Regions from separate parts of the Homo sapiens genome. Here region 1 is linked to region 2. Evidence: chromatin loops called from intact Hi-C (ENCODE). Cell type or tissue: ascending aorta. All regions are shown on one strand. Each heading gives the region's core, and the rest is flanking DNA. Links, peaks and the distances in the headings are about the cores only. Region 1 has its middle 63 kb from the start of NRSN1. Region 2 overlaps DCDC2 (doublecortin domain containing 2).

Region 1 (16,419 bases), core at 4,920-12,919, 140 kb before region 2:
CTGAAGTCACACAGCTTATAGGTAGCAAAGCAGGAGGGTACCCAGGCTTGTGACTGCCCCACACTGCCTCCTTGTGACTTCGTGTCAATTACTCAGAGCTTCAATCACCTGTCAACCCATGAGCATTGGAAGACATTCTACTACGAGCCTGCCTTCTGACCACCACTCTTATCTTTGCATTTCTTCTATTAAGTCTTCTGGCTCCTTATCTCCTCTTTTTTATAATCCGTCATCATCTTTAGCATAAATTCCTTCCTAGCTCAGCCATTTCAGCCTTTTGCTCAGGCCACACTTTGATTCCTGCAAATTTGCTTTCAATTCTTCATCTCTACCCATCTTGTGACTCATCTAAACCCTATACATAAAGTCATTAACGAGCCATGAAGAAAGCCAAGAACACAAGTGGATTATTTGTCCACAGGGCAATGCTAATCAACCTCAGTTTAGTTTTCATTATTTCTTGGTGAGCCTTTAATACATTCCAATTTGATTGTCTATCACATACCTGAAGCTCTATTCCAAACCTTTGACCCTCAAACTCCTAAACACAGTCTGTCGAATCTTTATCTCAAAATTATCTCACATTCCTTTGCTCTAGAGGGACTGAGGCCCTTTAGCACCAAAGCCACAGCTCTCTCTTCTTCCATCCCAATCATTTATTTCCTCCTGCTTTCATCTTAGGGGGAGAGAATCCCTTCATCTCAGAATCTGTACCATCATGCGTCACTTTTGGTCAAAAGGAAATAATTAGTTTGATCCTGATTCAAACAAACTATATGTAAAAAGACATCTGGAGATAACTGAGGAAAATTAAATGATGTCTGGATACTGTATTACAGTGAGAAATGGACGTTAACTTGTTAGGTCTGATAATAGCATTGTGGTTATGAAAACCAAGGATCTTATTAGTTAAGAGGTGCATATGAAATTATTACGAGTGAAAAGGCACACAGCATCTGGAATTTGTTCCAAATGCTTTGGCGACTTTTTGTTCCAATGTAGGGCATAGATGAAACAAGCTTTAGGAAATGTTGGTAATTGTCAAAACTGTGTGATGGGTAGCTAGAAAATAATAGATTCTCTCTAATCTTGTGTATATTTGAAAATATCATTCTAAAAATTAGAAAAGCCAAAGCAATTGAAAGTCTTTTTAAAATCGTTATTAAAAAATTATTCTCTAAAATCTTAAATCACCTTCTGTTGGATTATTACCCCTCCTGCTGCTTTGAAACAAGCTCTGGCCTTTTCTGTCCTAACCTTCCCTGAATAGCACTGTTTCTGGAAACTATAACTATCTTTTTATCTTTTCCAAAATCCTGAAATGCCAAGAAAATAGTTCAGATCATTCTGCCTTTCCAGAATTACACCCAATCCTTATCTCCTCCTGCTCTCACCCTCAGCAATCTGGCTTCAACTGTCGTCACCACCTAGCCAGTTTCAAAATTCTCAGGTGCCATACCACTCATCTCTACATGAACAAGGCTGTTTCTCTGATCTCTCTTTTTTGCAGCCAACCATCTCTCTTCTTCTGGATAATTCAAAATTATTTACATTTATTAACTCAGATAATCATCCCAATAATGCTATGAGGTAGGTACTACTGTTGTCCCCATTTTAGGTAAGGGGAATATTGATGCAGAGAAAGGTCAAATAATTTGTTCGTGGTCACACGGCTAATGACTGGCAGAGCTGGGAACCTAGGTAGCCCAGCTCCTTTGTCCATGCTCTTAACTATTGTGATGGTTAATTGTAGGTGTCAACTTAACTGGATTAAGGAATACCTAGAGAACTAGTAAAGCCTGGGCGTGTCTGTGAGAGTGCTGTGCTTCCAGAGGACATTGGTGTGTGCGTTGGTTGGCTGACTGGGAATGATCCACCCTCAGTGGGCATCATCCAATCAGCTTGAGGTCCAGAAAGAACAAAAACACAGAAATTAAGAAAGAAAGAAAGAAAGAAAGAAAGAAAGAAAGAAAGAAAGAAAGAAAGAAAGAAAGAAAGAAGGAAGGAAGGAGAAAGAAAGAAAAGAAAGAAAGAAAGAAGGAAGGAAGGAAGGAAGGAAGGAAGGAAGGAAGGAAGGAAGGAAGGAAGGAAGGAAAGAAAGAAGGAAGGGACAGTTTATTTTTTTCTCTCTCTCTCTCACTCCCCTGGAGATGAGATACTCTTCTCTTTCTCTTGGATATCAGAACTCCAGGATCTTTGGCCTTTGGTCTCCAGGACTTACATCACCAGCCCCTGGGTTCTCGGGCCTTCAGCATTTGACTGAGAATTATACCATCGGCTTCCTGGTTCTGAGGCTTCTGAACTTGAACTGAGCCATCGCACCAACATGCCAGGGTGTCCAGCTTATAGACTGTCGTGGGACTACTCAGCCTCCATAATTGCATGAGCACATTCCCCTAACAAATGCCCTCATATACCAATCTATCCATCTATTTCCTATTCATTCTGTCTCTCTGGAAAACTCTAATGTAACAGTCACACCAAACTGCCTTATTGACATCTAGTGTAGGACTGCTCCTTCTGTTCCATGAGTACAGCCATTGTACAGCCCCTGTGAGTGTACAACGCCACAAGGAGGTAAGCACATTTGGGATTTTAAAGTTCTGTCATAATGTTCTGCTTGCCCAGAAGAATAACCTTTTCACCATGTTAATGAGACCATCTAATATTCAGCATAGTCAGTGAAATCATTACAAAGTGAATTTTACTTTTAATCAATTAGTCGGCAAAATAATCCAAACATGACTAGCTAAGAAACTAAATAGACAAAACAGCTAGTGAATGGACAGGGACTTTATTTCCTGGTGTTTCCTAAAGTCTGGATAAATAGTATCTTTTAGAAATCCTTTGGGAGGCCAAGGCAGGCAGATGGCCTGAGGTCAGGAGTCCGAGACCAGCCTGGCTAACATGGTGAAACCCCATCTCTACTAAAAATACAAAAATTAGCCAGGCAAGGTGGCAGGCACCTGTAATCCCAGCTACTCGGAAGGCTGAGGCAGGAGAATCGCTTGAACCTGGGAGGCGGAGGTTGCAGTGAGCCGAGATCACGCCATTGCACTCCAGCCTGGGCAACAAGAGCAAGACTTTGTCTCAAAAAAAAAAAAAAAAGGAAAGTAAAAGAAAAAGAAATACAGGACAAGTGAAGTATTTTAGGTAATGCTAATGTAGACTGTATGAATAATATGTTTGTAAATCTTGTCAATGAAAATATAAATAGATTTTCAATCATCACTTTCGTCTAACAATCAGTTTTTCTTTTATTTTCAGCAGCTACTCATGAGCATAAAGTCCAAATTCGTTCAGATGGTATAAAAAGCCTTTCATCCTCCAGCCCTGCCTACCTGTCCCCACTCAGCCTCTGTCACCACCAATTCCCGATATATTCTACACTCTATTTGCGATTTCCTAATGAGCTTTGTAGTTTAAGTCCCTAGGTTTTTGCATAGGCTATTTTTTTTAAGAATACATTACCTCCTCCCTATAGACATCTAGAGTGACCCACTGGCCCCAAGTCAGACCAACCCCTTACCCTGGCTCCAGTAGCTCAATCTGCTCTACAAGGATGATTTTACCAAAGCCAGGTGAAACACATTGCCCATTCCTTCTGAATATTTGCAGCCCAGCCTTGGAAAGGCTGGGTATGTGTATGTATATGGTGTATAATCTTTTAGAACTCTCTGTTGTCTCCATCCTCTGGACTCCTAAAGCTCCTCAATATACCCTCATTTGTCCCTATCTCACTTTTCTTGCAATTATTTATGTACACATGCATCTATCTGCCCTACTGTATTTAAAACTTTATGAAGGCATCTGTTATGACTTATTTTTGTTTCTTCATACAAAGTAGACACTCAACTACTCACAAGATCTTGTTGATTGAATTAATAAATCTGTTTCACCTGAGGATTTTCACTCAGCTTCAGTGGGAAAACCGTAGGAATAGGATATTCTTTGCCTGTGGTGGTCTTATCTATCAAATCATTAAGAGACCAAATTTAATAAACTGTAACAATGTCATACCAAGATCCACTTGATACATTTAACAAACTTTAACAATGTCATACCAAGATCCACTTGAATCAAATCTGTTTAAAATGTCAATTACAACATACCTTTTGCCAATTCGAAAAAACATTGTCTGGTTTAGTAGATCCAAAAATAAACACAAAAATTTGCTACTTACGTTATCAAGTTTATACAGTGTTGATTAATTCAGGTGCTTCTGAAAAGGGTTTCAAAAGTAGATGAATACATCTGATTCAGACTCAGAATGATAAACGTTATGATGAGCATTGTTCTTTAACTTCCCTTCATTCATTTTTAATGTCAGTTCATCTCAGGAATATCTGATTTTGTTTATTCTTGCTGTTTGATAATTCTTAAAATTTTATATTTCGAATGCTTGTAACTTCAGTACCATGCCCTCAAGATATTTTTCCAGGCAATCTAAAGGAAAGCGATTTGTCTCAATATACCTAGAGGGAGACCTGCATCTTATGCCTCTTTGTACACCCAGTAAACGCCATAGATCCTGGCATCTACTAAGTCCTCAATATGCATTTGTCAAATTGAATTGACCTACACTTCATCTGGAGAGTCTGATGTTTAAATCATTGTCAGTGTTGCTTGGTTTTATTTGGAAGGAGATGGGCTTATGTTTAGGGAACATAATCTCTAGGTCATAACTTTTTAATTTCTCTATTACATTTATTCACATATATTATTACATTAATAGGGTTTCAGCAAACCACAAGAACTTTTCAGATTTTATCATCTAATGCCATCAGCCTTTCTTTTGATGAAGTTAGACATTCACTTCTGATCACACACATTTACAGAATATTAAATTTCAATCAAGTTGGAGATAAATATTATCAGGTTTTATTAATTATTTCCAAGCTGATACCCCAGGTACTCTGAAAAGACTGTTATTTCTTCCTCCTTTGCTTATTAACTTTAAATCATAGTTTCTTCACTTACATCTGTCTCTTTTTCATTTGTACATGCTGCCAAGTATTAATTATCATTTTTAAAGATTGGAAAAAGAGGAAGTTTTCTTGCACAGAATGATGACCCACGCTTGAAAAGTCATATAGATACAAACACACGGCACAAGAAATAAAAAACTATACCTTATGAAAGTCCTCAGCCAAACCATAAGCATAGAAAGAAGACATTTAATACCAAGTATACTATGAAAAAGAGCCAATGCACAGCTTTCAGAACTTTAATTATTGCCTGTGTCAGGAAAAAATAACTGTTTCCAGCACACTGTGTACCTACTAAAGATTCTAGATGAAATCAGATATATAGGCATTTCTCTGGTAGTTAAAAGAGGTTAGTAACCAAGTACTATGTAATGACATTAATTAAATCCCAATTTCAATCTGTACTAAAACACTGTTCTCCTGAAGCTGTAAATAATGAGAATTGTTCTAGATAGATTTAGTGCACTACACTCCAAGGAAAAACAGAAGTTTGGGCATGTAGTGAGATGCATTGTAAATTAGCTCTTTCAGGAAAAAGAAAAAAGGGAAAAACAAAATAAAGTATTATTAACATCACTAAAATTCACAGATGACAGTACTAATTGCAGTGGATCTCTCATTCATAAATATTTATTAAGCCCTTACTATTTGTATAATGTGGAAACATACAATGCCCAAAGGCCTCAAAGACCTCAGAATCCAATTAAAGAAAAAAACACATATATTCAAAAAAGCCATTGTCATGATTATCTACATAGAAAACTTCAAGAAATCTACAAAATAAAAAACTCCAGAACTAATAAGTGAATTTAGCAAGGTCACAAGATATAAGATTCATGCACAAAGCAATTGCATTTCTATACTTATTACAGCCATGGAGAAATCAAAATTTAAAAACACAATATCATTTAAAGTCTCTTCAAAGAAGATGAAATACTCAGGTATAAACCTAACAAGACAAACACAGGATATGTTTGAAGAAAATTACAAAATGCTGATGAAAGAAGTCAAAGAACGCCTACATAAATGGAACACATACTGTTCGTCGATTGGAAGATTCAACACAGTACTGATGTCAATTTTTCCTAAATTGATCTGCAATTAATGCCATTTCTATCTAAATTCTAGTAAGATCTTTTGTAGATACAGACAAGCTTATTCTGAAATATACACGGGAAGACATAGGCCCTAGAAGAGCTAAAAGAATCTTGAGAAAGAATAAAGCAGGAGGTATCACTTCACCTGATGTGAAGACTTAATATATGGCTACAGTAATCAAGAGAGTTCATATTGGCAAAAGGATACACACACAAATCAATGGAATAGAGAACCCAGAATAAGACCCACGCATATACGAATTACTCTTCTAGGAATCAGTCTCATCCTGTATTTTGGAACTTTCACTTTTTAGAAGTCTTTCCTTATTGTTCATTTTAAATTCCTGATTTTATAAGATAATGCTTTTACTTCATATTCCAATCTCAATAGAAATCTTAAAAGCTGATTCTTCTACTGTGATATCCCTACTTTGCTTTGAATGTTTTCACTATAATGGGGCCTTATCTAGTTCAACCTCCTCTTCTGAAAGAAAAGAAACCAGAACGTTGACAGGCAATGGGACTTTCCTGAGACCACACAGCTGGACAGAGAAACTGACAGCAGGTCAGAAATGACTGACTGACTGACTGACTGGTGGGTGAAATGGAAGGATTCTAACTTAGAGAGAAACCACTCATATCACATTTGAGTCACTGGTGTACAGAGGGGAATTCTTTTTTTACTTATTATTTTAATTGACACATAATAATTATGTGTCAATTAAATCCCATACACATTTATGGGATGCAGTGTGATATTCTGATACACGTATATAGTGTGTAATGATCAAATCAGGGTCATTAGCATATCCAGCAGCTCAAATATTTGTCATTTCTTCACATTGGAAACATTCAAAATCCTCTCTTCTAGCTATTTGAACATATACAATAAATTATTGCTAACTATAGTCATCCTACTGTGCTGTCACACTAAAACAGTCCTCTTATCTGTGATTTTGTAACTATTAACCAAACCCTCTCTCTGTACTCTCCCTTTACTCCCCTTCCTGGCCTCTAGTAACCACTATTCTACTCCTTACTTCTAAGAGATCAACATTTTTAGCTTCCACATATGAATGAAAACATGTGGTATTTATTTTTCTGTGCCTAACTCATTTAACAACATAATGTCCTCCAGGCTCATCTGTGTTGTTGCAAATGGCAGAATTTTATTCTTTTTAATAGCTGAATAGTATTCCTTCATGTATCTATACCACATTTTCTTTTTCCATTCATCTATTGATAGATACAGGTTGATTCTCTATCTTAACTATTGTGAATAGTGCCATAGTAAACATGGGAGGGCAGATGCTCTTCAACATAACTGATTTTATTTTCTTTGGATATATACCTAGCAGTGGGGTTGCTAAATCATATGGTAGTTCTACTTCTAGTTTTTTTTGAGGAACCTCCATACTGTTTTCCATAATGGCTGTACTAATTTATGTTCCCACTCACAGTATATAAAACTTCCTCTTTCAGAGAGGAGACTTTTGAGCCATGTTGAGGTGGTCTTAAGATTTTAGAAAAGTTGACAAAAGACACCAGAGAGGCTCTCCAAATGAAAAGCCATTCAATGTTGCTGAAAGGAAGAAAAGGACAATATTGGGTTGGGATGGTTACATAGATTTCTGGAGGAATGGTTTTTTTTTTAAACTACATGTAGTGAAAAAGACTTCATCAATATTAAATGCCAAATGAATTGCATAAGACCTATAAAGTAAAAAAAGTCAGAAGGACTGAACCCCAGAACCAACTATGGCTGGCAAAAAAAAAAAAAAAAAAAAAAGCAATAACAATACTTTTTCTTTTTTTCTTTTTTTATTTATTTTTCATTTTACTTTAAGTTCTGGGATACGAGTGCAGAACATGCAGGTTTGTTACACAGGTATACATGTGCCATGGTGGTTTGCTGGGCCTATCAGCCCATCTAGGTTTTAAGCCCCACATGCGTTAGGTATATGTCCTAATGTTCTCCCTCTCCTTGACTCCCACCCACCAACAGGCCCCGGTGTGTGATGTTCCCCTCCCTGTGTCCATGTGTTCTCATTATTCAACTTCCACTTATGAGGGAAAACATGCAGTGTTTTTCTGTTCCTGTGTTAGTTTGCTGAGAATGATGGCTTCCAGCTGCATCCATGTCCCTACAGAGGACATTAACTTATTCTTTTTTATGGCTGCATAGTGTTCCATGGTGTGTATGTGCCACATTTTCTTTATCCAGTCTATCATTGATGGGCATTTGGGTTGGTTCCAAGTCTTTGCTGTTGTAAATAGTGCTGCAGTAAACATACATGTGCATGTGTCTTTATACTAGAAAGATTTATAATCCTTTGGGTATATACCGAGTAATGGGATTGCCGGGTCAAATGGTATTTCTGGTTCTAGATCCTTGAGGAATTGCCACACTGTCTTCCACAATGGTTGAACTAATTTACACTCCCACCAACAGTGTAAAAGCGTTCTTATTTATCCACATCCTCTCCAGCATCTGTTGTTTCCTGACTTTTTAATAATCGCCATTCTAACTGGCACGAGATGGTATCTCATTGTAGTTTTGATTTGCATTTCTCTTTTTAAAAAAAAAAGCAATAACAATACTTTTTAAAATAAGACATACCTAATAAAAGAAATGGTTTTTTTGAATTATGGGAAAAAAGAATGATAGTTTTATCCATTTCTAAATGCAGATGGTTTTATATTAATTTGACTAGAGGAAGCAAAATCAGCTAGGGCTTCATTTCTGTAGTCTCTGTTGGAGAAATCCATCTTTAGTCTTAAAAGGATAGACAAATATTTTACCAGAAAATAGGACCCAATATGCGCCCATTCTTTCACCCATTCATCCAAAAAAAAAAGATAGGCTCATACAACACACTAGGTACTTGGCAGAGTTAGGAAAGTGACATGAATATGGCATAGAAGATAAAAAATGTGCCAAGGATCTAAAGTTGAACAAAATCAAGTGGCATCTGTTTCCTCAAGAAGGTCAGTTATTTAGCATAAGAGACACATTAATTCAATTGTCAGTCAAACAAATGTAAAATTATATTTGTCATGTGTTGCGAAGAAGTATGTGGTGCTATGACAGCATAGATTAGGGAGATTTGATTTAGGGGAGCAAAGGAATGTGAGAAAGTGGTTGGGAAAGACCCCCTTGGAGAGGGATGGTTGAGCTGAGACCTGGAATGAGAAGGAGTTAAATTAGGATACAAGCATGGCAGAGAAGAACCTGCCTGGCAGACAGAATTATGAGTGCAGGAGCCTCGTGACAGTGTGAGCAAGGTGTGCCCAAGTACTGAAGGAAGGCCATCATGGCTGGGCACACAGATGAAGGCAGTGAGATATAACTGCAAAGGTAGGCAAGATCGTTTAGGCAGGGCTTTCTAAGCCATGATCAAGATTTAACTCTTTTCCAGGAACAAAGAGAATTTATCGAAGGAATAGCAGAGTCAGATTTGTATCTCAAAAGACCAATATGCCTACCTGGCATAGGCTTGGGATACCCAGTGAGGAAGTTTTCATTAGTCCAGGTGAGACAGCTGTACCTTAAACTGGTGCAGGAGAGTGGACCTAACAAGAAGGGGAAAATGTGAAGGTATTTTTAGGAAGCATAATCCATTGAACTTTTTGATGAATTGGATATGAGAGAAGAAGGTGTGTGACTATTTTCTATGGTTCCGGTTTGCAGAAGTGACCAGATGGTGGTGCCCTTTACCAAGCTAAGATACAGCAAAGATGACCACAGTTAGGGTTGAAAACCATGAGTTCAAGAAAATCATGAATTATGTTTGAGACAACCAAGTGGAGTTGTCAAATTGGCAGTTGGATATGTAATTCTGGCATCCAGAAGCAAGGTTTCAATCAAGGAAGAGATTCTAAGAAAGATTTTGCTGATGATAAGATGTTAATATACACATATGTATATATTCTATACTGGAGACAATTGCATATGTTGTTTTTTCTGTATCCTCAAGTGCAAAAAGAAATTACAAGTATAATCATGTATCTATTGTTTTTTGTATTATAGAAATCAGGCATTAAAGGCCAGGCGCGGTGGCTCACGCCTGTAATCCCAACACTTTGGGAGGCCAAGGTGGGCAGATCACGAGGTCAAGAGATCGAGATCATTTTGGCCAACATGGTGAAACCCCGTCTCTACTAAAAATACAAAAATTAGCCAGGTGTGGTGGCGCGACTGTAGTCCCAGCTTCTCAGGAGGTTGAGGCACGAGAATCACTTGAACTGGGGAGGCAGAGTTTGCAGTGAGCAGAAATTGAGCCACTGCACTCCAGCCTGGCAACAGAGCAAGACTCTGCCTAAAAAAAGAAAAAGAAAAAAAGAAAGAAGTCAGGCATTAAAAAAATAAGTACTAAAAGAACGAGAATGGAGAAATATTTTGAAGGGAAAAAGGCTGATCCCACAAACATATGCTGGTGAGGTCAACATTAATCACCAAAAGACTCTAGAACAGATGTGGAATAGTATGATTTGTGAGCTCTTCAAAAAGGAAAACATAATTACTGGGCCAAAATTCAGTTAAACTCATTCTATCCCTTTTTTAAAGAATTATTATTAAAATGTGGTAGACTTAGGATCTAGACTTCAGCCAGGCATTTGATAAACACTCTCAAAATGCTGTTATGAAAAATATAATAAGCTAGATGATAACATTGTTAGGTGGGTTGACAGCTGGCTCCAAAAAACATGTTTATAGTCCAAGAGGAAGAAAGTAATGGTGATCTGTAGCATTTGTCTATAGTCCTGTCCTTTTTAGCAACACCTGGAGACATTTTTTGTTGTCATGGCTGAGAGTGGGGTTTGAGGGGTGGTAGGAAGGGCAGTACTACTGACATCTACTGGGTAAAAGCCAGAGATCCTGATAAACAGTCCACAGTGCAGAGGACAGGCCACTACTTTGTCCCTCACTGACCAAGAAAGAATTATTCAATTCAAATGTCATTAAGGCCACTGCTGAGGAAACATATTCTAAGTGTTTAAGTGAAGAGATTAGAATAAAGGGTCAAATATAGCATAAATTAATAAAGATAATTATAATATCCTATATTTACTTCCCTCCAGTTACCAACTGTGTAGTAATGGGCAAGAAGCTAGAGGACCTCACTTCTGGTCACTTCCTTCCACTACAGTAAGTGCTGGAAACAATCTTCTTGCTCCAGCTATTCATTCTAAGAATGCAAACTCGTTCTCAGAGACTCACTTACCTTCTTTAAGCTTCTGTTTCTTTCTTTGTGTAAAAAGGAGATTGAACACGATGATATTTATGGAAGGCTGAAAATGGCTCCCCAAAAGATACTCACATTCTAATTTCCGGAATCTTATTTGGAAAAAGAGTCATTGCAGATGTGATTGTGATGAATATTGGTGTAGATATCACCCTAGATCATCTGTATGAGTCTTAAATGTCATCTCACATATCCTATTAAGAGAGAGGCAGAGAGCAATTACACACAGGGAGAAGAGAAGGCAATGTAAACATACAGGCAGAGATTGGAGTGACTTGCTCTCACAAGTCAAAGAATGCTAACAGCCACCAGAAGCAAGAAACAGATTCTCCCCTGGAACCTCTGGAAGGATCACAGTTATGTCGATGCCCTGCTTTCAGCCCAGTAATATTAAATTCAGACTTCTGGCCTTCAGAACTGTGAGGAAAAACATTTATGTTATTTTAACCCTCCAAGTCTGTGGTAATTTGTTGTAGCAGCCATAGAAGACTAACACAGATTTTGGTGCCAGAAGTGGGATGTTGCTATAACAAATACCTAAAAATAAGGAAATGGCTTTGGAATTAGATACTGCATAGTAACTGGAAGCATTCTGAGGCATGTAGTAAGCTGAAGAAAATGGGCTTCCAAAGATATATTCACTTTCAAATTTTTAGGACATGCAAATATTACCTTATATGAAAATCACTGTGATTAAATTAAATATCTGGAAAGGAGGTGTTATTTAGGATTACCTGGGTGGATTGTAAATGCAATCACATGTATCCTTATAAGAGACAGACAGAGTTTTAGGTCAGACAAACACACAAGAAAGCAATGTAAGGACAGAATAGAGAGACAGATAGCACCAGCCAAGTTTACAGCCCCTAGAAGCTGGAAGAGGCAAACAATAAATTCTACACTGGAGCTTCTGGAGGGAGTGTGGCCCTGCCTACCACCTTGATTTTTGATTTCGGACACATGGAACTGTGAAAGAATAAATTTCTGTTGTTTTAAGTTACCAAATTTATAGTAGTTTTTAGTACAGCCACAGGAAACTAACACTGATTTTGGTACAAGGAGTGAGATGCTGCTACAACAAACACCTAGAAGTGTGGAAGTGGCTTTGGGACTGAATAACGGGTGAAGACTGGAAAATTCTTGAGTTGCATGATAGCCAAAGCCTAGATTGCCTTGAACAGACTATTGGTAGAAATACAGATAGAGATATTCCTGGTGAGGGCTCAGAAGGAAATAAGCACAGTATAGAAAGCATTTATCATCTTAGAAAATACATGTGTTATCATAAACAAAGTGTTTGTGAAAATATGAATTTAAAGGTGATTCTGATGAGGGCTCAGAAAGAATGAGAAATATATCCTTGGAAATGGGAAGGGGGTGATCCTTGTTCTATAGGGGCACACATTTGGCTGTATTGTGTCCTACAGTTATGTAGAAAGCAGAACACGTAGGTGATGAACTTCTCTATTTAGCAGATTAGATTTCCAAAGTGTTAAAGGTGTGGCTTGATATTTTTTTCTTGCTGCCTATAGCAAAATTCAAGAGAAAAGAGATAAATCAAGGACCTGTTATTCAAAACAGAGTCAGGATTCAGTGATTTGGGAAATTCTCAGTCTATCCAGATTGCAAAGGATGCAAAAATTAGTAGATTGGCTGTTAGGAAAGCATGCTCTGGCGATAAGGCCAAGGGTGAGAGTGGACAACACGTAATAAAGAGATTCAGCAAGTGATTCATACATCTACTCAACCATCTCAGCAGAAGTCAAGAATAGAGATAGAATTATCCAGGAAAGATCTGCAGGAAACCCTCTGGTCTAATAGTGGGAATCCACATGGCATATATGGGAGAAGGTTTTGGAAATGTTACACCAGCAGAAGCACTGTTAGCATGAACTGAAGGAGACAGAGACAAGATAAACTGAAAGAAGGTTATCAGACTCCCAGAATTTTACAGGCAGGAAATAAGCAGATAAAACCACTGCAAACATGTGCTCTCAGTTAATAAAAAGGAATGATTTCCCCCAAGGACAGAGCTAGACCTGGAGCTTCAGAGCCAGAGGCCAGAGCCACAGGCACAAAGGCAGAGGATGGAGCCGTGGTCCTACAGGGCAGAGCCTCAAGTCGCAGAGGATTGTTCTCATGCCTTATTTTGAATTATCTTGGGATGGTGGTCCCTTTATTCCTTCTATTTTCTCCATTTTGGAATGGAAATATCTGTAACTGTTATCCTATACCTGTCTCATCTTCATATTTTGGAAGCAGATAACTTATTTTCTAATTTCACAGGTAGGTCCACAAACGGAGAGGAAATTTTTCCTGGAATCTTGAGAAACTTACCCTAAATTATCCAGGTGGCCTCTAAATGCAATTATGTGTATCCTTATAAGAGAGAGGCAGAGGAAGATTGGGGACAGACCCACACACACAGAGGTGAAAGCCATGTGAAGATGCAGCAGAAAGAGATGCAGCCACAAGCCAGGAAACGCCAACAGCCACCAGAAGCTAGAAGAGGCCAGGAACAGGTTCTCCTCTAGAGCCTAGAGAGGGAGTACATCCCTGAGATTGTTGGCCTCCAGAACTGTAATGGAATAAGTTTCTATTCTTTTAAGTCACTGAGTTTGTGTTAGTTTGTTACAGCAGCTACAGGAAACTAATATGGTATTCTACAATTCTAAAAATAAATTCAGGAGCTGTGATGTAATGACAGCAGGCACATAAATAACCTAGGTCTTCAAGTGATGGCAAATTCAGAGTAATATGGCTGTAACACGTACAATGTCACCTTAGAACTTCCTTAATAGAAGATGAGAGTACAGAATAAGGAAGCCAGTGTCCTGTTTTTCTCTACAGTGTTCAGACAATATTATGCCCAGCTCTCTGTACTACAGCTTTAAAAGGCATTGACATATTGAAATATGTTTAAAGAAAGGAAGGTATCACAAGGAGAGTGAAATCATGCATATGACAAAGAATTGAAGAAAAGAAGTAGAGGTGTCTAGTGCTTATTCTGAAAAATGTCCTTGAAGCACAGAATATGGCAGCTGCCCTCAAACTACTCAGAAACCTGTCTTGTGGAAGAGGGAAAAGATGATCTCATTCTCTTTGGCTCTAAGATCAGGACCTAAATTTAAGGAGAAGTTATAGGGAGGCCAATTTAGACTCCAAAGCCTCAAATTTTGATTGATCTGCTTCAGTGGTGCTAGATTGTCCGGAATCTGAGGGATCCACAAGCTGAAATGATTGCCTACTGGGGGATATTGTCTGAAAGATTCATGCATAAGTTGGACGAGGATGCCCCAGGGATCCATTCAAATATGATTCTGTAATTCTACTGTTATTGGTAGGAGAGGAGTAGGTCAAGTTTCTATCCCACAACATTTGAAGATGTGTTCCTTTATTGCTTAGCCTCCTCTTTTCCAGAACCACAACCCCTCCCCAAAAAAATACACAGCTTCTTTTACCCTTACTGCTAGTGTTATTATCCAACATTAAAGCACTCTTGACTTTCTGTGAACCGTGAAAATTCTTCATGACTTCCCCTGTTGCAGTCTAGTATAAAAAACAAGCCCTGAATCTAGGCTTGACTAATTATAAGCAGAACTACATAATGGCAGCCTACATTCTATTCCTACTGAAGTATCCACTGACACAAACCCACACTCCCTTTTCTAAAATCATGAACTGCTCAACCTATCCGTCTTTCCTAAGTATTTTTGAACTTCATTTTGTAAGGCTTGCTGATCCTCTCCATATGAATAAGATAAAGTTGGCAGGAATTGAACTTAGTCCTATTTGTTTCTAACCTCTAATTAAATGCTAATCCTACCCTCCAGAAAGTGGTGTCCTCAGCCAACTTACAGTGTACTTTCTCTTCCCTTTCTCATGTTCTCTAACCAACTAGATAAACAAGACAGGACCCGGGGGAGAACTCCAAACCCTCCTCTTTGGCTGTGCTTATCAAAGAGGAAAGCAACGTGGAATTCAAAGAATCAATTATTTGAGAGCTGCAATATCAAACTACTATTTTTTTCTAACATTGTAACTGCTTCTGAAATTGCAGAGTGGTCCTTATCTCCTCTCAAAGGCATGCTTTCAAAGGCATGCGTTTAAAAGCATGACCAGCCAGGCATGGTGGCTCACACCTGTAATCCCAACACTTCGGAAGGTGGATGTGGGCAGACCCCTTGAGCCCAGGAGTTCAAGACCAGCCAGGGAAACATGGCAAAACTCTGTCTCTATAATAAATACAAAAAAAAGCAGGAAGTGCTTCATCAATTACCATCTTCTGGGCATGATACATTATGCCCAAGGCTCTAAACCATGATAGGATAAATCAAATCAAATCAAATCTTGTCAGTGGTTTGTAAGTATTCCACAGGAGGCCCCAATTCTAAGATGGGTTCCCCTTTTTAGAAAGAGAGCCTTGGAAGGTATCATTAATATGTATCATCATTACCTTTTGGGTGTTTTGGTGAAATGATGGTACATTATCATTATTAATATGTATCAAATTAGCATGTTGGTTAAAACTGGCTTTTGTGACATTTTTTCCAGGACAATTGAAGTCAAAATTGGTGTTTTGGTACCCAAAGGGTAGGGGCTAAAAGGCACACTACCAGAAAATTATACCCATAATTCCATAGACTGGTATCCATTGACTCTAAAAACCTTGTCTGAGCTATTTGTGTATGCAATTTTGACTTCAATTGTCCTGGAAAAAAAGGTCACAAAATCCAATTTTAACCAGCATGCTAATTTTATTACTGAACATGCAAACAAATCAGCAAAGGTTTATTTGAGTCCATTCATAGTAATATGCAAGTGAATTCTGAAGTCAGGGCCAGATGCAGTGGCTCACGCCTGTAATCCCAGCACTTTGAGAGGCCAAGATGGGTGGATCACTTAAGGTCATGAGTTTGAGACCAACCTGGCCAACATGATGAAACCCATCTCTACTAAAAATGCAAAAAAAATTAGCTGGGTGTGGTGGTGTGGACCTGTAGTCCCAGCTACTAAGGAGGTTGAGGCATGAAAATTGCTTGAACCCAGGAGGCGGAGGTTGCAGTGAGCCGAGATCGCATCACTGCA
Region 2 (16,419 bases), core at 5,502-13,501:
TTTTTGTATTTTCAGTAGAGACCAGGTTTCACCGTGTTGGCCAGGCTGGTCTCGAACACTCCTGACTTTAGGTGATCCAGACCACCTCAGCCTCCCAGAATGCTGGGATTACAGGCATGAGCTACCACACCCAGCTCCAATAAGACCTATCTGACAGGGTTGTTTTCATAATTAAACGAAAGAAATAAAAATCCTTAGTCCAGTGCCTGGCACTCAGTAGTTACTTAATCAATGGTAGCTATTGTTTAATGCAGATCACCATTGTGGGCTGTTGCAGAGTTGGTCTTACTATAATGAAACTAATGGGCTTTCAACGAATTTCTCCACACTTTTAGTTTTCCATATTTATAATATAGCTGCTTAGGATGTAAACGTCAGCAGACCATAGAGAATGGCTGTAACCTGACTTCATAAGCACCTCGTATCGAACAAATAAACTAGGCAATCCCAATGTTATGACCAAGAGAGTCCAAGAAGAAAGTACCTTTGGTTACCTGGCTTTGGTTTCTTCAAGCACATACCAATTTGTTGATATTGCCCAGCTTTTACCAATCTGTTTCTCAGTATCTCCTGCATACCTGCATTTTGATAAGCTAGCACTCACAAGTTAAATAAGAAATCAAGCCCTGCAGATGCATCCAAGGCTGTTCGAGCATTATCAGAGATCAATTTTCCCTCCCAACTCCCCTTCCTGAGGATCATCGAATGTCAAAGTAAAGAAATATCTCACAGATTTGCAAGTTGTTAAATAAGTGATTAACAGAGAGATTTCTCCTTTGCTAATAAGGCTATGATTTTCTCTTAATATTTGACATTTTGACTTTGGAATATAAATTAGTCTTGGTTTCTGCAGCTATCAGGTGTTGTATATACATGATGATCACTCTTCTTTGTCTTAAAATATACTATTTAATTATGGCTTCACAGAAGACTTAAAGTTTCACTTTCCCTCAGGAAAAAATACCTATAACTGGAGTTTATGAAAAATTATTAGTTATAGCTAATCCTGGATAATAAATTGGATTTTTGAAATCTGCGTGATTTTTACCACGTTAGGCTTTTCATCAGGAAGACGACACTTGCAGAAAATGCCTGTGGAATCATCAAGCAGCAATTTCACTGCTGCACTGTTAAGACAAATACAATTGAGAAGATCATCTATGGAATTTGTCAGATGGTGAAATCTGCTTTTAGAAAAAAAATATCATATAGTAGTCAGAGGACAAGTGGTAGTTCCTAGTGACTTCTCCCCTTTCCTGAGTCTGGGATTATCATTTCCCCCTCCTCACCTAAACTCCAATCCTCCACTTAGAATTGTAAGGAAGCTTGATGTATTATATTAAAAAGCATAGCTGACTTTTATTTCTTCCATCATTTAGAGAAAATTAACACTACTTAGTCCATTCTATAAGCACATGTGAGTACGTATATACTCACACACACACACAACTCCTAGAAGTACAGTGTTCTACTGGCCTAAGAAAGAAAATCAATACACACAAAGCAAATATTTGACTTACATTTATACAGGCAATTCCTTTATGAAAAACAAATTCCAACCAAAACAATCTCAAGGACCCTAAAGGCAAGAATATACTGGCATTTTAAAAAAATGCTTTTCTGAAGATGGCCAAATAGGAACAGCTCTGGTTTGCAGCTCCCAGTGAGATCAACACAGAAGGCCAGTGATTTCTGCATTCCCAACTGAGGTACCCGGCTCATCTCATTGGGACTGGTTAGACAGTGGGTGCAGCCCACAGAAGGCGAGCTGAAGCAGGGTGGGGGGCACTGCCTCACTCAGGAAGCACAAGGGGTTGGGGAACTCACTCCCCTAGCCAAGGGAAGCCCTGAGGGACTGTGTCACGAGGAATGGTGCATTCCAGCCCGGATGCTACATTTTCCCCACAGTCTTTGTGACCCGCAGACCAGGAGATTCCCTCAGGTGCCTACACCACCAAGGCCCTGGGTTTCAAGCACAAAACTGGGCAGCCATTTTGGGCAGACACCAAGCTAGCTACAGTTTTTTTTTTTTCATACCCCAGTGGTGCCTGGAATGCCAGTGAGAATGAACCGTTCACTCCCCTGGAAAGGGGGCTGAAGCCAGGGAGCCAAGTGGTCTAGCTCAGTGGATCCCACCCCCATGGAGCCCCAGCAAGCTAAGATCTACTGGCTTGAAATTCTCACTGCAAGCACAGCAGTCTGAAGTCGACCTGGGACACTCAAGCTTGGTGGGGGGAGGGATGTCTGCCATTACTAAGGCTTGAGTAGGTGGTTTTCCCCTCACAGTGTAAACGAAGCCACGGGGAGCTTCGAACTGGGTGGAGCCCACTGTAGCTCCTCAAAGCCACTGGAGCCAGACTGCCTCTCTAGATTCCTCCTCTCTGGGTAGGGCATCTCAGAAAGAGAGGCAGCAGCTCCAGTCAGGGGCTCATAGATAAAACTCCCATCTCCCTGGGACAGAGCACCTGCGGGAAGCAGCGGCTGTGGGCACAACTTCAGCAGACTTAAACATTCCTGCCTGCTGGCTCTGAAGAGAGCAGTGGATCTCCCAGAACAGCGCTCGAGCTCTGCTAAGGGATGGACTGCCTCCTGAAGTGGGTCCCTGACCCCTGTGCCTCCTGACTGGGAGAAAATTCACAGGATGGGTCAACAGACACCTCATAACAGGAGAGCTCTGGTTGGCATCTGGTGGGTGCCCCTTTGGGACAAAGCTTCCAGAGGAAGGAACAGGCAGCAATCTTTGCTGTTCTGCAGCCTCTGCTGGTGATACCCAGGCAAACAGAGTCTGGGGTGGACCTCCAGCAAACTCCAGCAGACCTGCAGCAGAGGGGCCTGACTGTTACAAGAAAAACTAACAAACAGAAAGGAATAACATCAACACCAACAAAAAGGACATCCACACAAAAACCCCATCAGAAGGTCAGCAACATCAAAGACCAAAGGTAGATAAATCCACAAAGATGACAATAAACCAGTAAAAAAGGCTGAAAATTCCAAAAACCAGAAAGCCTTTTCTCCTCCAAAGGATCACAACTCCTCACCAGCAAGGGAACAAAACTGGATGGAGAATGAGTTTGATGAATTGACAGAAGCAGGCTTCAGAAGGTGGGTAATAACAAACTCCTCCAAGCTAAAGGAGCATGTTCTAACCCAATGCAAGGAAGCTAATAAGCTTGAAAAAAGGTTAGAGGAATTGCTAACTAGAATAGCCAGTTTGGATAAGAACATAAATGACCTGATGGAGCTGAAAAACACAGCAAAAGAACTTCGTGAAACATACGCAAGTATCAATAGCTGAAATGATCAAGTGGAAGAAAGGATATCAGAGATTGAAGGTCAACTTACTGAAATAAAGCGTGAAGACAAGATTAGAGAAAAAATAATGAAAAGGAACAAAGCCTCCAGAAAATATGGGACTATGTGAAAAGACCAAACCTACAACTGATTGGAGTCCCTAAAAGTGATAGGGAGAATGAAACCAAGTTAGAAAACACTCTTCAGGATGTTATCCAGCAGAACCTCCCCAAACTAGCAAGGCAAGCCAACATTCAAATTCAGGAAATACAGAGAACACCACAAAGATGATCCTCAAAAAGAGTAACCCCAAGACACATAATTGTCAGATTCACCAAGGTTGAAATGAAGGAAAAAATGTTAAGGGCAGCCAGAGAGAAAGGTGGGGTGATCCACAACGGGAAGTCCATCAGACCAGCAGTGAATCTCTCTGCAGAAACCCTACAAGCCAGAAGAGTGGGGGCCAATATTCAACATTCTTAAAGAAAAGAATTTTCAACCCAGATTTTCATATCCAGGCAAACTAAGCTTCATAAGCGAAGGAGAAATAAAATCCTTTACAGGCGAGTAAATCCTGAGAGACTTTTGTCACCACCAAGCCTGCCTTACAAGAGGTCCTGAAGGAAGCACTAAATATGGGAAAGAAAAACCAGTACCAGCCACTGAAAAACATACCAAATTGTAAAGACCATCGACACTAAGAAGAAACTAACGGGCAAAATAACCAGCTAGCATCATAATGACAGGATAAAATTCACACATAACAATATTAACCTTAAATGTAAACGGGCTAAACGCCCCAATTAAAAGACACAGACTGCCAATTGGATAAAGAGTCAAGACCCATCGGTGTGCTGTATTCAGGAGACTCATCTCATGTGCAAAGACACACATAGGCTCAAAATAAAGGGATGGAGGAATATTTACCAAGCAAATGGAAAGAAAAAAAGAAAAAAAAAAACCAGGGGTTGCAATCCTAGTCTCTGATAAAATAGACTTTAAGCCAACAAAGAACAAAAAAGACAAAGAAGGCCATTACATAATTGTAAAGGGATCAATTCAACAAGAACAGCTATCCTAAATATATATGAACCCAATACAGGAGCACCAAGATTCATAAAGCAAGTTTTTAGGGACCCACAAAAAGACTTAGACTCCCACACAAAATTAGTGGGAGACTTTAACACCCCGCTATCAATATAAGACAGATCAACGAGACAGAACATTAACAAGGATATTCAGGACTTGAACTCAGCTCAACCAAGCAGACCTAATAGACATCAACAGAATCCACCACCCCAAATCAACAGAATATACATTCTTCTCAGCACCACATCACACTTATTCTAAAATTGACCACTTAATTGGAAGTAAAACACTCCTCAGCAAATGCAAAATAATGGAAATCATAATCAACAGTCTCTCACACCATAGTACAATCAAATTAGAACTCAGAATTAAGGAACTCATGAAAAACCACACAAGTACATGGAAACTGAACAACCTGCTCCTGAATGACTACTGGTACATAACGAAATGAAGGCAGAAATAAATAAGCAATTTGAAACCAATGAGAACAAACACACAATGTACCAGAATCTCTGAGACACAGCTAAAGCAGTGTTTAGAGGGAAATTTGTAGCACTAAATGCCCACAGGAGAAAGCAGAAAAGATCTAAAATCTATATCCTAACATCACAATTAAAAGAACTAGAGAAGCAAGAGCAAACAGATTCAAAAGCTAGCAGAAGACAAGAAATAACTAAGATCCAAGCAGAACTGAAGTAGATAGAGACACGAAAAACCCTTCAAAAAATCAATGCATCCAGGAGCTGGTTTTTTGAAAAGATTAACAAAATAGACCACTAGCCAGACTAATAAGAGAGAAGAATCAAATAGATGCAATAAAAATAGATAAAGGGGAGATCACCACTGATCCCACAGAAATACAAATTACCATCAGAGAATACTATGAACACCTCTATGCAAATAAACTAGAAAATCTAGAAGAAATGGATAAATTCATGGACACATACACCCTCCCAAGACTAAACCAGGAAGCCAAATCCCTGAATAGACCGATGATAAATTCTGAAATTGAGGCAGTAATAGCCTGCCAGCCAAAAAAAAAGCCCAGAACCAGGCAGATTCACAGCTGAATTCTACCAGACATATAAAAAGGAGCTGGTACCATTCCTTCTGAAGCTATTCCAAACAATAGAAAAAGAAGGACTCCTCCCTAATTCATTTTATGAGGCCAGCATCATCCTGATACCAAAACCTGGCAGAGACACAACAGAAGAACATTTCAGGCCAATATACCTGATGAATATTGACACCAAAATCCTCAATAAAATACTGGCAAACCGAATCCAGAAGCACATCAAAAAGCTTATCAGCCACGATCAAGTCGGCTTCATCCCTGGGATGGAAGCCTGGTTCAACATACACAAATCAATAAACGTAATCCATCACATAAACAGAACCAATGACAAAAACCACATGATTATCTCAATAGATGCAGAAAAGGCCTTTGATAAAATTCAACACTCTTTCATGCTAAAAATTCTCAATAAATAAGGTATTGATGGAATATATCTCAAAATAGTAAGAGCTATTTATGACAAACCCACAGCCAATATCATACTGAATGGGCAAAAGCTGGAAGCATTCCCTTTGAAAACTGGCACAGATCAAGGATGCCATCTCTAATCACTCCTATTTAACATAGTATTAGAAGTTCTGGCCAGGGCAATCAGGCAAGAGAAAGAAAGGGTATTCAAATAGAAATAGGAAGAGAGGAAGTCAAATTGTCTGTCTTTGTGGATGACATGATTGTATATCTAGAAAACTCCAAGATCTCAGCCCAAAATCTCCTTAAGCTGATAAGTAACTTCAGCAAAGTCTCAGGATACAAAATCAGTGTGCAAAAATCACAAGCATTCCTATACACCAGTAATAGACAAACAGAGAGCCAAATCATGAGTGAACTCCCATTCACAATTGCTACAAAGAGAATAAAATACCTAGGAATACAACTTACAAGAGATGTGAAGGCCCTCTTCAAGGGGAAGGACAAACCACTGCCCAAGCAAATAAGAGAGGACACAAACAAATGGAAAAACATTCCATTCTTGTGGATAGGAAGAATTGATATTGTGAAAATGGCCATACTGCCCAAAGTAAGGTATAGATTCAATGCTATCCCCATCAAGCTACCATTGACTTTCTTCACAAAATTGGAAAAAACTACTTTAAAGTTCATATGGGACCAAAAAAGAGCCCATATAGCCAAGACAATTCTAAGCAAAAGGAACAAAGCTGGAGGCATCATGCTACCTGACTTCAAACTATACTACAAGGCTACAGTAACCAAAACAGCATGATGCTGGTACCAAAACAGATATATAGACCAACTGAGCAGCACAGAGTTCTCAGAAATAACATCGCACATCTACAACCATCTGATCTTTGACAAACCTGACAAAAACAAGCAATGGGGAAAGGATTCCCTATGTAATAAATGGCGTTGGGAAAACTGGCTAGCCACATGCAGAAAACTGGAACTGGACCCCTTTCTTACATCTTATAGAAAAATTAACTTAAGATGGATTAAAGACTTAAATGTAAGACCTAAAACCATAAAAACCCTAGAAGAAAACCTAGGCAATACCATTCAGGACATAGGCATGGGAAAAGACTTCATATGAATAAAACACCAAAAGCAATGGCAACAAAAGCCGAAATTGACAAATGGGATCTAATTAAACTGAAGAGCTTCTGCACAGCAAAAGAAACTATCATCAGAGTGAACAGGCAACCTACAGAATGGGAGAAGATTTTTGCAATCTATTCATCTGACAGGGCTAATATTCAGAATCTACAAGGAACTTAAAAAAATTTACAAGAAAAAAAACAAACAAACCCATCAAAAAGTGGGCAAAGGATATGAGCAGACACTTCTCAAAAGAAGACACTTATGCAGCCAACAAACATAAGAAAAAACGCTCATCATCACTGGTCATTAGAAAAATGTAAATCAAAACTACAATGCGATACCATCTCATGCCACTTAGAATGGCAATCATTAATAAGTCAGGAGGCAACAGATGCTGGAGAGGATGTGGAGAAATAGCAACACTTTTACACTGTTGGTGGGAGTGTAAATTAGTTCAACATTGTGGAAGACAATGTGGCGATACCTCAAGGATCTAGAGCCAGAAATACCCTTTGACCCAGCAATCTCATTACTGGGTATATACCTGAAGGATAGTAAACCAATCTACTATAAAGACACATGCACACTTATGTGTACTGCAGCGCTATTCACAATAGCAAAGACTTGGAACCAACCCAAATGCCCATCAATGATAGACTGGATAAAGAAAATATGGAACATATACACCACGGAATACTATGCAGCCATAAAAAAGGATGTGTTCGTGTCTTTTGCAGGGACATGAATGAAGCTGGAAACCATCATTCTCAGCAAACTAACACAGGAACAGAAAACCAAACACTACACATTCTCACTCATAAGTGGGAGCTGAACAATGAAAACACATGGACACAGAGAGGTGAACATCATACACTGGGGCCTGTCAGGGTTTGGGGAGCTAGGGGAGGGACAGCATTAGGAGAAATGCCTAATGTAAATGATGGGTTGATGAGTGCAGCAAACCACCATGGCACCTCTGTAACAAACCTGCACGTTCTGCACATGTATGCCAGAACTTAAAGTATAATTTTTTAAAAATGCTTTTCTAAGTGGGTAAGTACTTTTATTCCAGATGAAAATCCCAAACCAATACTCTTTTTTATATCAAACTTTATCACTTTATCTCATACCTAATCCCATCCCATCTTGCTCTTCAATGCTCTTTATTAAGGAAATACCATTTGCTGTTATTTAAAAAGACTTGGTCTAAATGGCTATTCTTCACAGGAATACTAGGAGAAAGAATGGTGTTTTGTTATGTTTTTAAGGTTGATCAGCCACATAGTACCTTAGAGGGTTTAATTCATACAGGTATAGGAACAATTTGTAGGAGATAACACAAAACTTGGAAAAAAAACACTATAATTGTCTTACACATATTTTTTAAGGCATGGAGATTACCTGATCGACTGGAACCTCAACCTGAGTATCTTCATCTTCTTGGACTTCTGCTGCCCCCCGTGTTTCAGACCTCTCTGCTCCAGCTTTGAAAATGCCTTCATCTATTGAGACAAACACACAGTGAAAATCAAAATCCAATTGTGACATCGTGTGGCTGAATGCTGGAATTACAATCAAATGCTTATTTTTAATAGACATTTGGATTCCCTTTTTAGTTGATAGTATTTTTGTGCACCCCCTCCTCCGACCACCACACCACCCCCAGTTGTTCCACATTTTCATTGAGAAAACATTCAGTGGTCAAAACAAGGCTGACCCAGCAGGGTAAAGTTCTGTCGAAGCTCCTGTTCACCCTTTGGCTACTGATTTACTAACATAGCCCTTTGTACAGGCATTGAGATGAGAAGAAATTCACAAGTATCATCCCAGTTCTCCCCTCCTATTCACAAAACAGTGAAAATGCTTGCTGCTTTAAAATACTACTTTTAGAAATTTACCTTTCCCAAGAGAATGCTATGCATTCAATATAACGTATTGGAATAATTCTCTCTATTCAGAGTATTATAAAAAATGTTTTTACTGCAGCCAAATCATAGAGTTGACTTTCCATATCTCACCAAAAAATCAGTATCATTTATTCTGCAGATCTCCACAAGATTTTCACAACCTATGACTTTAAATCCTTAACTATCAAATGTAAACTCAATCTCTGACTTTAGGTTAAGCTCCTTCAACTTGCTTTCCTCTGGAAAGCAATAATAGCTGTTTTTCATATTTGAAGTAGTTTTAATGTCTCCCCTCAGCCTTCTCTTCTTCAGGCCAAGTAATCAAAGAATTGCAGAACCATTTGTCATTCTGTCCATCTACTTGCCTCAAGACAGGTTTAGTGCTTTGGCCATTCTCACAGATGTTTTCTCTGTCCAATTTTTAAGGCTCTCCAGGGATGGCGATTTTACCTCCTTCTCTGGTAATCTATTACAATATTTGATTACCCCTACAGTCTAGAAAATATATTTTTATCTTTTGCCTTAAAACCCCCTTTATTTCTCTAATGGAAGCTTATTTCCCAGAGCATAATTATTTAACCTATTTTATCTAATAATCTTTCGTATTGCTAAAGCTATGAAGTCACTCTTAATTAAATGTAAAATATATTTTTACACTTGTTGAGGACCAATTATATGCAAGGCAGGATGTGAACCCAGGAGACAGCCTAAGATATGAATGAAATGTGGACTGTTCTCTCAAGTTGCTTCCAGTCCAATGAGGAGACAGAGATAAACATACTTCCAATAAGGTGAATGATGAGGAAGGGCAATAGCAGAGTATTATGGAAGCTGAAAATATACAGCCCAGTGAGGAAGGAATGAAGGAAAGAAGGAAGGAAGGAAACAGGAAGGGAGGAAAAGAGTGAAGAAAAATAGGTATGTTTGACATTCATTTCTACCTTCTGAAATTACCTTGAAAAACAACCATCATAGTCAGATGCTAAACTCAGTAGACTACAGTTATGACCTATGCACATGACTTTTTGGATGACATTTTGTGTCCAAATGTTGCACTTGCTTACTAAGAGACTACAAAGGCAGGCCTATAGATACAAAAGGAATACAGTCTTAATACTCACATTCAATGAAATGTTTAACTGTATCCAAGCGGAGCTACGAATGGTTTGCAGATGTGTTTTAGAATAAGCATTTTACCAGAAAAGAAGAATACAATCGATAACAACAAATAAAATAAAATTGAAAGGGCACTGGAATGGAAAATGACAACCATAAGGATATAAACAGCAAAGAGACAAATCAGCAAAGCTCAACGCTGTGCACAGTGACACAAAGAGAATATAAATACTTTTTTTAAATGGTTGCCTCAGGTGTGGAGGGAGGATGTGTTTATCAGTGAACCAAAATGTTTAAGCCATTGCCATTAACAGCACAGAGCAAGAAATGAAGATCAGAAAGGAATTCATAAGAATAAACAGTGATCAAAAAAAGGCAGAACAGCTAGAAAGGCCTTTGTGATAGGCCTACTAGAATTTTCATTTTTACCATAAACATTATATAAAATTAAAGGCAGAATATTAATTTTTCGAGAAAACTATTTTAAATAGTATTTTTGATTATAAATTGTTTATATGCATTTTAGAAAACTTGGAAGGTGAAAAAATAAATATGTTTAATCTCATGACCCAGAGACAGCCATCACTAATATTTTGACAATTCTTTCCTTCCCTCCCTCACTCCATCTATCTTTCTCTCTCTCTCTCTCTCTCTCTCTCTCTCTCAGACACACACACACACACAGACACATGCACTCGTAAAACTGGGATCTTATTGTACATATAATTTTTAAAATCATTTCTTTAAAACCATATCATGAGCATTTCTCATGTCACTAAATGTTACTTGAAAACATAATAAATAGCTGCATGTTGCAGTACCATGCTTTAATTAATGGACAATAATGAATAGTGCAAAATAGGAATTTTTAATGAATAGATACTATTCATCTGATTGATGGGTAAATATGCACTAAGATCTACTGCATAATAGTCACTCTGGAAAATATGAAAGCGCTGCTGGTGAGGGTTTTGTATCCCATGGAGACCATCACAGAGACATGCGATGTTTACTCTTCCACATTCATACCCTGTAGCTCCTTTCCTATCTTAGGAGTTTGTTTTCCAAGAATAAGCATGGTGCACTGCAAAGAGTAAGTCCTCAGTTAATATTTATTAGATGTAAGACAAAAGACAAGCCCCGGTTTAATCTCTTTCTCACACGTTGATTCCCCTCCTGCTGTATACACCCCCTACACCCACGTGTCCTCACCCACCCTGCTCAGTATTAAATTCTCTCTTCCAAAATTATCTCATGGGCATCCTGATTTTGATACAATTAATTCAAAAGAATCCTTGGCCTCTTCTTTGAATGCTTCTTCTACTTCATTTTAAAGGAAATCTAACCAACCCTGTATGTCACCATCTGAGTAACTTCAACACCATGTGATGAGCCACTCTACACCCTTAAATACCCTGACTCTTCAACTCCATTGACATCCCCTCAATTTCACCTTGATTTCGATCATTTTCATCAAATGGAGCGATTTCAGTCACAGCCCATGTGCAGTTAGGACCAAAGAACCTGCAGGTCACGGACCCGCTATGCTTTTTCATGTCTCACCCTATGCCTTCCATGTCTAGTTTGCCACTTCTACCCTGTCCCTGGGTGGTGGCCCAACAGCAGACTTACTCATGGCTCAAATCTTACTCAGCTGTCAATGTTTCATGAAAATCTCCTCTGATCTTATCCTGTAACCCCACAACAAAACAGAACCAACAGCTCCCTCCTCTGTGCTACTTTTTTTTTTTTTTTTTTTTTTTTTGAGATGGAGTCTCACTCTGTTGCCCAGGCTGGAGTGCAGTGGCGCAATCTCCGCTCACCGCAAGCTCCGCCTCCCAGGTTCACACCATTCTCCTGCCTCAGCCTCCCAAGTAGCTGGGATTACAGGCATGTGCCACCACACCTGGCTAATTTTGTATTTTTAGTAGAGACAAGCGTTTCTCCATGGTGGTTAGGCTGGTCTCGAACTCCAACCTCAGGTGATCCACCCTCCTCAGCCTCCCAAAGTGCTGGGATTACAGGCATGAGCCACTGTGCTCAGCCCCTCTGCACTACTTTTTCCTCCCACATACTGCGTTTATTCATGATCACACTTACTTTAATCAATTTCTTTTACCAATTCTGCCCCCTTCCCTGCTAGACCACAAGCTCCTTTAGGCATAGACCACAATTTTTGTCCTGTGCCTAGCACAATGTCAGCCTCCTAACAGGTTTTGACATGTTCTTTAAACTGAACTAACAATACAAAGCATTATATAAACACCAAATTTTTGGCATTGTCTGCAAGTATTATTTGTAATACAATCTGTATTCATATACACTTCATCCAGGGCCAAGATCCGTGGGCCAATGTGAGTGTTCAAAAGTAAATTAGGCCTTAAATTAGAAAATTAAAATCATTTGATGCCAAAGAATTGCCAACAAGGCCAAAATACAATGGAAAAGAATCCGAATGATATAATAAGAATATGTTTCCCCTCTGTCGATGCCATCGTAAAAAGCAACTGAAGACACATTTCATGGACAAAGTCAAAGATAAAACATTGAAAATTTAAAACACCTGCTTGCAAGTATAGATTCCATGAGAAATTTCCAAAAGTATTACCCTTTTTATCAAGGGCAACATTATTTGAGCACTTCAAAACCTTACCATATTCCCTTTATTACTACTAATTTAAACTTGCACAGTAAATTTGTGGATTTAGACCATGACAGCGTTATTATGTGCCATGGTTGTCTAGTTATTGCTACAGCAACATCAGCTATTCTACCACGACTCATGAAGGGTGAGTGACAACTAGGGCTGAGGTGTTTTGTCCCCAATGAGACACAGAAGCAGTTTTAGTGTCACTTGGGATTTTCATAAAAACAGGAACTTAGTGTTACTACATACTAATGTCAACAGGTAAGTGATCCTTTTTGCCACACACTGCCCACCTGTGAACTTTTTAGTGTGCCAATAATAGTTCTGCACACATTCAGGAGTTCTGAGTCCCCTTTTACTGAGCATTAGTATAATTTTCAACTGCTCATGAAACGTCTTGAGTTTTAGCAATTTTGCTTCCTCTAAAACTAATTGGGCACAGCAAGTATAATAACAGAATGCCTGTGTATCATATAAAAGTAACTCTTCTCTAGGTAGTAAAAGTGAGCTCTTGGGAAAAGTAATAATGGGATGGCGCATCATCTCAGAATGCAGAGCACCTGGTGCTTAGCTGTCTAGAGTCACGGTCTCATCCTCACCCCCACACTTTCCCCAGCTCTTTCTAATCTATCTTCTATAACAGCACCCCAGAGAGATTATTCTTGTCAAAATTATCAATGACCATCATTACAATATTTATTATCTCATTTACTTGATCTTTTAGCAGCTTTTAATGCAGCAGTATCAGGGTGTGTGTGTGTGTGTGTGTGTGTGTGTGTGTGTGTCTGTCTGTCTGTCTGTCTGCCTGCCTGCCTGTCTGTCTTCACCCTCCTGGTTTTACCAGAAGTTTCTCCTAAGTCTCCTTGGCCAATCCATCCTCCTCTGTTCAACTTCTAAATATTGGCCCACCTCAGAGCTGCATTGTGGATCAGGTTCTCTATCTACACACTTTCTAGATTAATCTCATTTGAGTACCATCAATGTGCCAGTGATTCTCTAATACGTATATTCAGCCTTGACCTCTTTATAGATCCCAAAACATATATATCTATCTAACTGTCTAACTTGACACTTCACCTTGGATGTCCAATAGGCACCTCAACCTTAACATGGTCAAAACACAACTCTGGTTCCCCACCCTAAACTGCTCATCCCCCAGATTCCCCAACCCAGGAAATGGCACCACTTCTCAATCCCAAAATCTGGGAATTATCTTTATTTCCTCCTGGCCTCAGTTTCTATATCCATTCCATTGTCAATCTTCTCAATTCAATCTCCTTTTAAAATGTATCTCAAATATATTCATTTATTTCTATCTCCACTCCCAACTTGGTCTCATCACCATTATCTGTTGGATGGGCTGTTAAAACAGCTTACAAACTAGTGTCCCTCTTCTTCCACTCTTGCTAGCTCATAATCATCCTCCATACAATAGCCAAGTGCTCTTAATAGATCATTTAAAAAGTGTTTAATTCCACAGCTTAGAAACTCTCCAACATTGTTCCATCACATATACAATCCAAGTTCCTTACTATGGCTTACAGAGATGTGATCTGGCACTTAACTCCTCCTCAAACTGCATTTCGTATCTTTTTCCTTGCACATTAAACTCAAGCTCCACTGACCTTCATTCTGTTTCTCACTAGAAAACTCTCTCCTGCCTCATGGCTTTGTTCTTCACAGAGTCTCTGCCTAAAAAGTTCTTTCCCCATTTTCACACCGTCAGCCAGATCTCAGGAAACCCTCCTTGTTCCAATTCCAGTAGCCACTCATTCATTCATAGTGCCCTGGTTTAATTCTCTGCCTTGCACTTACTGTGTTTGTCAGTTTCCACCAAAGTGTAAGCTCCAAGAGATCAGGCAGTTTGTCCGTATTTTTCACTGTTCCATCCCCAGCACTAAAACATATTTGCTGTATTGAAGTAGAATGTAAGGAGCCAACAACTTAGCCACTAGCCCAGTGCATTAATTCTTCATGTTCTTACAGGGTGTTGCCCCAATCTGGCTACACTTGGCAGTATAGCATTTGGATGGAGGGTAGAGAGGAGAACAAAGGGAACTGACGAGAAAGAAGACAGATTGAGGTACAACCTACAAAGGGATCAACAAATTACGTTATTGGTGGTAGGTAGAATAATGCCCCCCACCCCCAAGATGTCCACATCCTGATCGTAAGAAACTGTGAGCATGTTACATGACATGGCAAAGAGGAATTACGGTTGCAGATGGAATTAAGGTTGCTAAGCAGCTGACCTTGAGATGGGAAGAGAATTGTGGCTTATTCATGTGAACTCAATATAATCACAAGGGTCCTTGTGAGTGAAAAAGAGGAAGGAGGCCCAGAGTGGGACTGATACAGTGCAAACAAGACTTGAGCCACCCTTGCTGGCTTTGAAGATGGAAAGGCCACAAGTCAAGGAATGCAGGCAGCCTGTAGAAACTGGAAAAACCATGGACATGAATCCTTGCCTAGAGCCTCCAGAAGGAACACAGACCTGATGACAGCTTGGTTGTAACCCAGTAAGGCCCATTTTGGAATTCTGACCTCCAGAACTGTAAGATAATAAATCTGTGTTGTTTTAAGGCACCATGTTTGCGGTGATTTGTCACAACAGCCATAGGAAAATGATACAACATGTGTCTAGAAATTATGTGCATGAGGAGGGGTCCCCAACTCCCAGGGCCACGGACTGGAAGTGGTCTGTGGCCTGTTAGGAACTGGGCTGTACAGCAGGAGGTGAGCGGCAGGTGAGTGAGAATTGCCACCTGAGCTCCACCCTCCCATCAGATCAGCAGCAGCATTAGATTCTCATAGGAGCACAAACCGTATTGTGAACTGCACATGCAAGGGATCTAGGGTGCACGCTCCTTACGAGAGTCTAACTAATGTCTCATGATCTGAGGTGGAACAGTTTCATCCTGGAACCATCCCCCGACGCCCCTGAATAAACTGCCTTCCACAAAACTGGTCCCTGGTGCAATAAATGTTGGGAAGCGTTCTTCTGGAAAGAACATCTGCAGTGGCCACCACAGATCCACTTTCTGAGTCCTGCAGATACCTGCTGGGCAAAAACAGGCCTTTCAGATACCCTCTGCTCCTCCTGCCAAAAAGACAGTGGTCAGAAAACCCTCCTTTGAGCCTCCTGCCTTTTGTTTTCTTTCCCTAACTGTAAATACTTCTCTTTCTCATTCTCCTACCAGGTGCAAAACACTACCACCAACCCCAGACACCCACACATCTTCCAGAGGAAAGTGATTCTATTTTTTTAAGTCTTACCCTGCCCTAAAAACCTTTGTAGTAAAAGCCATTTGCTAACAAACTAAAAAGCAAGGATAAATTTGATACACAATACTGCTCTCATTCAATTACTACGTGAAGGATCAAATTCAATGCTTGAATGCACACTACACCCAAATTCAGCTCTCATCTTTTTTTCTTTGAACGTGAACAGACATTTTAGTGTATATTACACGGTAAAGCCATAACAAACACTCTAGTAAAAATAAAAGTGCTCCTCAATTATTTTTCACTTATCCCTTATGAATTTTATTGCTTACAAAATGAAAGCAGAGCTGCTGAGGTAGGGAAGTCATATCACCACTGTACTGTTCATAATAAATAGGAATCTGCTTCCCCTACTGAAACATGAAATAAATGCTTTGTGTGTTTTTAGCTTTTCTGCAACTAGGACAGCTGAAATGAAAGCATTTCCTTGTTTCAATTTATCAGTACTTCAG

What was found. A loop is a pair of places that touch in the nucleus more often than their neighbours do. Peaks named below come from ENCODE experiments on the same cell type or tissue, not always from the same donor. Only the 100,000 strongest peaks of a DNase experiment are listed, where the experiment ranks them.
Region 1: it touches region 2 in a loop (2.5-fold over the local background); 33 of 110 quality-filtered maps call a loop at or near these places.

The regions. Positions count from the first base shown.
Region 1 is chr6:24,054,513-24,070,931 of GRCh38, forward strand. No RefSeq gene overlaps it. Among named protein-coding and RNA genes, the nearest start is that of NRSN1, 63 kb to the right of the region's middle. RefSeq lists an enhancer at 6,505-6,714. In ascending aorta, for the core only: a CTCF peak has its summit at 9,810 (motif pointing right); no DNase peak of the experiment used is centred there; H3K27ac peaks cover 2,119 bases.
Region 2 is chr6:24,196,589-24,213,007 of GRCh38, forward strand. It overlaps DCDC2 (doublecortin domain containing 2), which reads right to left. Exons shown (of 10, transcript NM_016356.5): 8 at 8,414-8,514. Among named protein-coding and RNA genes, the nearest start is that of NRSN1, 79 kb to the left of the region's middle. In ascending aorta, for the core only: a CTCF peak has its summit at 8,557; no DNase peak of the experiment used is centred there.